Regions from separate parts of the Homo sapiens genome. Here region 1 is linked to region 2. Evidence: chromatin contacts called from ENCODE Hi-C or POLR2A ChIA-PET data. All regions are on one chromosome and are shown on one strand. The core of a region is the stretch at or near the end of the contact, and the rest is flanking DNA. Distances in the headings are between cores, read along the strand shown. Region 1 overlaps PFDN1 (prefoldin subunit 1). Region 2 overlaps CYSTM1 (cysteine rich transmembrane module containing 1).

What was found. A loop is a pair of places that touch in the nucleus more often than their neighbours do. ChIA-PET counts read pairs that join two places held with the same protein, here RNA polymerase II (POLR2A). Pooled maps may share reads with other maps.
Region 1: a map with no recorded cell type shows a loop between it and region 2 (4-fold over the local background). The contact joins two enhancer-like sites. A Hi-C loop is called at or near these places in 2 of 37 single-sample maps with no recorded cell type and 3 of 50 pooled maps. POLR2A ChIA-PET finds 5 or more read pairs at or near these places in 1 of 52 experiments (naive thymus-derived CD4-positive, alpha-beta T cell).

The regions. Positions count from the first base shown.
Region 1 is chr5:140,283,035-140,286,775 of GRCh38, forward strand. The region is part of intron 2 of PFDN1 (prefoldin subunit 1); the gene reads right to left. Among named protein-coding and RNA genes, the nearest start is that of PFDN1, 18 kb to the right of the region's middle. Within about 2 kb of position 1,822, at least 4 of the 41 ENCODE cell types and tissues checked have a DNase peak (open chromatin) inside an H3K27ac peak, as active enhancers do.
Region 2 is chr5:140,219,018-140,222,405 of GRCh38, forward strand. All of the region lies in intron 2 of CYSTM1 (cysteine rich transmembrane module containing 1), which reads left to right. Among named protein-coding and RNA genes, the nearest start is that of CYSTM1, 46 kb to the left of the region's middle. Within about 2 kb of position 1,490, at least 15 of the 41 ENCODE cell types and tissues checked have a DNase peak (open chromatin) inside an H3K27ac peak, as active enhancers do.

The DNA.
Region 1 (3,741 bases), core at 572-3,071, 64 kb after region 2:
ATCAAGAGAGTCCGTTATTATAGATATAAGACAAGTAAAAACAGACCAAAAAGGGCAATTAGCTATGCCCCAACACCTGGAAGGAAACTGCCTTGTCCCCTCTTCTTCATAACTAAGCCTTACCACACATATTAATAAAATCTGAAGAACTTCTTTTACTCCACTAATTATTAAGCTTATATCCTAATGCGGCCAGCCCAGATAATTTTTTTTTTTGAGACGGAGTCTCGCTCTGTTGCCCAGGCTGGAGTGCAGTGGCATGATCTTGGCTCACTGCAAGCTCCACCTCCCGGGTTCATGCCATTCTCCTGCCTCAGCCTCCCGAGTAGCTGGGACTACAGGCGCCCACCACCACGCCTGGCTAATTTTTTCTATTTTTTAGTAGAGACAGGGTTTCACCATGTTAGCCAGGATGGTCTCGATTTCCTGACCTCGTGATCTGCCCGCCTCGGCCTCCCAAAGTGCTGGGATTACAGGCATGAGCCACCACGCCCAGCCCAGCCCAACTGATGATCTTAGTCTTCAGTAGTAACTTGATTCTTTGTAAAACCTTACTGTATATTTACAGGAAAGAGAGCCCACATTCATGCAAAACAAGGATTAATTCCAGGTCTTTTACTATAGAACCCTTCATGTCTAAAATATTCTTACTGGATCCAAGAGATGGGTGCTATTTCAGATAAGATTATGGTTTACAGAATATTTTTCTCAGAACTAACTCATATTTGTATTTGAAGAGAAGAGTTGTTTTGAACAGTACTAAGTCTCAGTAATGTTATGTAAAAACTATTCTAAAACAAGGTGCAAGAGTCACCAAATTATGTCATGACATGTGTGATTTTACTGAGAAAGTCTTTTAGCCATGGAAATAATTTTTTGAGTAAAATATACATTTTTAAGTAGCACTGATAGCTGGCCAATGAGTACTATTCTCAAATAAAAGGTCATCAGACATCATCTTTATTAGTGTCTGGGAAAATTTCAAAGCTAAGATTAGAGGTCAAGTCATTACTTATGTGGCCTTTAAAAATAAAGTATCTGAACAGATACTAAATCTCTTGAGCAGAAAATAAAATTACTAGAAAGCAAGAACACTCAACAACAAAAACACGTTTTTCCATGACCACATATCCTTTGAGGTAGCTATACTGGACTGTGCCAACTTCAAAGGCCAGAGAGATTCCACCGAAGCTGGCCAACTTACTACTACAAACCTAAGGACATCTCAGCCACGCAAGTTTTAACAAGGATGAATGTTGGGTAAATGCAAATGTCTACCTCAAAGAGTAGTTACACAGTAAAAATTCAAACACAAAAACTTATGGAAAGTTTGGTTTAGTCCTCAATTTAAAAAATGGCAAAGATATATTGTATGAAGACTGGAAAAGGCTCCAAGAAACATCTGATTTCTGAAAAAAAGTCTTTGGAAAACATCTTTCTTATTGTTTAAAAGGGCATTGGATTATCAGATACTATGTGAAGAGAAAGGATTTATCATGATAATATAAGTCTTATCATAAGCAAATATTATGTACACAGTTGCTCAATGTAGAGAATCTCATAGTCATTCTGCCTGATTGTTTATGGAAAGCCAAATAGTAAATAAAGAATTCTGGAGTTCAAAATGTACCAATAAGGAAAAATAAACCATGAAGAGGGAAAGTATTCTCTCATGACAAATAATATGCAGATAACATGCTTAAAATACTCAGGATTATATAACCTGAATTCGAGTTGATGCTTTGCAAAAGGCCTCTTCTTTGACCTGGAAATCAGTGCCACGTGCCTCTGCACTGTCCACTCTCAAGGACTTGTAACCTGCTATTTCACTTCCTCATTTATTTGTAATTATGCCATCTGAAAACATAATTCTGAGACTTTCGGTTTTGATTATTTGAGAAACATCAGACTCCGTTTTCTAAATCATCCTGCAGTTTGGTACAACTTCCACTTTCTTATAACTCAGTATGAATCAAAACCATTGTTCACCTGCCCAAAACACAATCCCAGATCACTTGCACTGCTGCATTTTGGACACAATTTCCAAAGTATGGTCACCTAGACATATGCTATTCAGAAACAACAAAATGCTTATGACGAGTTCACTTTGGGTGGGAAATTTTTAGAGGGTGTCTAAAAACGTATCCTATTAGCATTTAGGTTTCAGGGTATTCACAAATTAAGCAGCATAGAAAAGACATAAGAATGAGCCTATCTTCAGGAGAATGGCGTGAACCCGGGAGGTGGAGTTTGCAGTGAGCCGAGATCGCGCCACTGCACTCCAGCCTGGGCAACAGAGCGAGACTCCATCTCAAAAAAAAAAAAAAAAGAATGAGCCTATCTTGCTTCTTTGCCTAACTCCACTGGTGAGGAAAGTTACTGAATTTTTACGTCGTAATTTTTAGCGTGGAAGCAAGTAGAAATAAATTGAACTTCTTTTTTTAAAATTTTTTTAAATTGAATTTATTTCTTACTTTAATCACTTCCTTAGTAAGGAAGTGATTAAAACTTTATGGCACATCCACATTGTGGACTGCTCAGTGAGTTACAGACTTCTGTTATTGGCATAATGAAGAGTAGATACCCTGAACACTCCTGATTAGAAACAAAGGAAAAAAAAATTTTTTTTTAACATTTTGTTGAACTAACACAAAAGGAAGGATTCCACAAAGGTCCAAAGTGAAGTGAAACTGGGAATTCAGGAATGTAAGACAGCAGTAAATTGGCTTTCATCCTGAGAGTTTATGCTGAATCCTGGAGACCTTAAGTATCCACACTGGCACAGAAATAGGATACAAAACAGGAGATAAAACCAAGGGGGCAGCCAGGCATAATGGCATGCACCTGTAGTCCTAGCTACTCAGAAAGCTGAGGTGTGAGGATTGCTTAAATCCAAGAGTTCAAGTCCAGCCCAGGCAACATAGCAATGCCCCATGTCTAAAAAATAAATAAATTTTTTTAAAAAAGAATGACTAATTAAATAAAAAACCAAACCGAAATTTAAAAAAAAATATTTTTTTTATTGACATGTAAAGATGTCAATATAGTAAGTTAGTAAGTAAGTAAAAACTCAAGTTTAAAAAATTAGCACGTCAGCCAGGCGTGGTGGTTCACACCTGCAATCCCTGCACTTTAGGAGGCCGAGGTGGGTGGGTCACTTGAGTTCAGGAGTTAGAGACCCGCCTGGCCAACATGGTGAAACCCCATCTCTACTAAAAATACAAAAAAATTAGCCGGTGTGGTGGCGGGTGCCTGTAATCCCAGCTACTCGAGAGGCTGAGACAGGAAAATCACTTGAACCCATGAGACGGAGGTTGCAGTGAGCCAAGATCGTACCATTGCACTCCAGCCTGGGTGACAGAGTGAGACTCTGTCTCAAAAAAAAAAAAAAAAAAGAAAAGAAAAAAGAAAAATCAGCATGTCATTCCATTTTCAAGATGAAAAAATATGTAAAATAAAAAAGGATTTACACAAAGATGAAATGGGACTGGAAAAGAAAGAGAGAGCTTTTTAAAATTCATTGCTCGAAAAATGTTTCCTCTTGAATCCTCAATTTTTTTTGCGGGGGGGGGGGGGGGGGGGGGGGCGGGGGAGACAGTCTTGCTCTGTTGCCCAGGCTGGAGTACAGTGATGCCACCTCAGCTCACTGCAAACTACGCCTCCAGGGTTCAAGCAATTCTCGTGCCTCAGCCTCTGGAGTAGCTAGGATTATGGGTGCCTGCCACCACACCCAGTTAATTT
Region 2 (3,388 bases), core at 240-2,739:
ATCTGGCTTCAGTGACAAGCTGGCCAAGCCTGATAGAGTTCACCATGGAAGGGAGTTGTTTCCCTAAACTCTGGCCCTGTCTTCCAGGGCCAGAGTCCTAGTTACAGTCGTACAAGCCAGGCCACCACTTCTGTCTCCTTTTCTCTGCTGGTGAAGTCTCTAGCCTCACATTTGCCAAATAATCACATCTCAGTGGGTAAAGTGGGGATTTTCAGGACCATTTGCCCTTGATTCTAGGTGGATGTCAGCTTGTGTTACAAAACAGTGTTACGAAACAGCAGGAATTGCGGTGGATAATTTGGCATAGCCCAGGCACCCTGCACAGTTCTTTGCAAATCTACAAGGAATGGCCTTTGTTTCTCTGAAATCGTGGGCAGTGTGCTGCAGGTAGTAGAGGGGAGGGGTGGGAGACAGTCCTTACAAGTGAGGGTTGCCCCCGAATCACCTTCTCACCACATTCATTGAGAATGGTCATCCTGTCCCATCCCTGACCTTGGAACTCACTGTGTACCAGCCTCTAAACTGAGGTGCGTTCAGGAGAAAACACTACTGTTTTTACTGTCATAAAATTAAGCCTGGCAGTAGAAAAAGAAAACAACCTGCGGTGCTTTGCATAAATATATCTCCTGGAGCTGTTAATCAGTAACACAGGAATCTGGTACCTTTTGAAGCCAGTTATGGTCTGTATACCTAAGATAAAACACGTTTTATGTTCATTAAAAATGATATGGCAGTGTTTACCTTCTTAGAAAATGCAGCAAGTACTATTTGAATGAGACTCCTGGGCCAGCACTCAATGTGAATCAGGCTAACATTGACGATAACAGAGTAGTCTGTGCCTGCCTGTGCCTGGACACTAATTGGAAAAACCCAACAGCTACCTCCTTGGTGATCTCTGCCCATTTGGGCAAGTTCCAAAGAGCCAGCTCCACTCAAAGTAACTTCTCTCTTTTTTTTTTCTGTAACCCAGTGCCTGAAAACCAGGAGGAAATCATTTCCCTGATTTCTGTTTAGCCTTCTAAAATCATGGCAGTAGTTGTCTTATATTCAAGGGCCACTGACATTGGGGGTTTTTGGTTTCTAAGTCATTTCCTATCTCTGTTTCACTCTTACCTTTTCTCTCCTTGCTTTATTTCTATGCTTCCCTGGTTTCAAGCATCATTCTTGCTGCTCAGCAGGGTATGAAATAACAGTTCATGCATTAATCACCCTAACCACGGTTCCATCCTGAGGGCAAGGGACTGTCAGGCCATGGTGGCCCTATCAGTCAGAAGCCAGGGCTATTAGGGCTGGCTGTGGCAGCCAGGGCCCATCTAAGATGATGCCCATTTCTTGGTGAGCCACTCACTAGCCATCGTTTATTGAATTTTCTTCTAGCAGTGCAAGAAGAGAGAAATGAGGAGAGGGCGGTAATAAGATTAACATTCCTCTCACCTTAACTCATTGAAAGGATCTGTCATGATTTTGTTCCAATTGTGTTTATAATTGGTCTTGCCCAGTTTGGCATGTGGCTGTGAGCTTCCTGAGATGGGTCTTTGTCTTCTTTTCAAGTGGTCTGTGAGCTGCCTGAGTCAGGGATGATGTCTCTTGTTTCTGGACTCCTCTGCAGGGTTGGCTGTGTCAGGAAAATGCAAAGTGAGCATGTGAGGTGGGAAGGAGACTGAGCTAAGTGTCAGCAACAGCAGCTTCTTTCTCCTTCAGCACATTTGCTGGATGTGAGATATAGTTGGAGCAGTCTAGAAGAGTCTTCAAGCAGGAGGGCAGGTGGGCACACAGGCAGGCAGAGTGGACTTACTGTTTTGTGACCATGAGGTGTCTCTGGCTGGCTGGAGTCCAGGCTGGCTCCAGGGGCCTGCAGGATTGATTCATGCTACCAAACCAAAGAGAACTGAAGCTGCTGCTGGGACAGAACATCCTGAGCCACCAACGTACAGAGTTTTGCCTGCTGTGAAGCTCAGCTCTGGTGTCTTTTTCCCCAAGTGTTGAAGTGTCCTGGAATTCTCATGTATAAACAGAGGATTAAAGAATGCAAGTTTCTTAGCTATTTAGGAGGCTGAAGCAGAAGGATCACTTCAGTCTAGGAGTTCGAGGTTACCGTGAGCTATGATTGCACCACTGCACTCCAGACTGGGTGACACAGCAAGACCCTGTCTCTTGAGAAAAGAAAAAAATAATGCAGGTTTTTATGTATGTGATAAAATTCTCATAAAATTTGCCATTTTAACCATTTTTAATGTACAATTCATTGGCATTAAGTACATTCACATTGTTGTGAAACCGTCACCACCACTCATCTCCAAAACTCTTTTCATCTTCCCAAACTGAAACTGTGTCCCTGTTGAACAACAACTCACCATTTTCTCCTACCTCCAGCCCCTAGCAACCACCATTCTACTTTCCATGTCTATGAATTTGACTACACTGAGTACCTCATATAAGTGGAATCATATAGTATTTGTCCTTCTGGACTGGCTTATTTCACTTAGCACAATGTCCTCAAGATTCATCCATGCTGTAGCGTGTGTCAGGATTTCCTTCCTTTTTTAGACTGAATAATATTCATTGCATATTTATACCACATTTCGTTTATCCATTGACACTTGGGTTGCTTCCACCTTTTGACTATGTTTCTAAATACTGCTGCTGCAAACATGGGTGTACAAATATCTGTTCAAGTCCCTACTTTCAATTCATTTGGGTAAGGGTTTAAAGCACAAGGAGCAGGATGTCTTTGAAGATCAGTTTCTGATGAATCACCGTTCTCTGCTGAGCAAAAGTCAGCTTTACTCACCATCTAATTTTAGACTCCAGCATAACTATCACTGGACACTCATAATATCAGACTTCATTTTGATATTTGATAGGCTTTCACAACATTTTATAATTCCAGTTTGATATATCCCCGATATATCCCCTTTCATTGACCACATTTCAGCTGGCCACTTCCTTATGATTGTGGAGGCACCCTTGTCACTTATTGGTGGGCACTGGACTAGGCAGTGCGCCTTACTACCGCCAGCTTGCTCTAGTGGCGTGGGCTCTTAATGACTTTGACCCTTCTCTTTCCTGACCCTAGTTGAGCTGGGCTTTTGGCCTTGTCCCCAGACCTGGCTCTTAGGACTTGAAACCATGAGCCTGCTGATGACTAAGACTGTTGAAGCCACTTGTCTTCCCCTCATGGCAGCTTTGTGCAAGCATGGTATTATCCCCCATGTCTTCCAGTTTTTGTAATCTGCTTTTGTTTCATCCAATTCTTATACAACATTTAGAATTATTGGAATTACATATGTGTAACTTCCTAGGAAAGTATATTTCTGAAATGCCTTGGCACAGGACCGGTTTTTCCCCATACCAGCTAAGGACACACTTGGGTGATAATTGGCTTCCT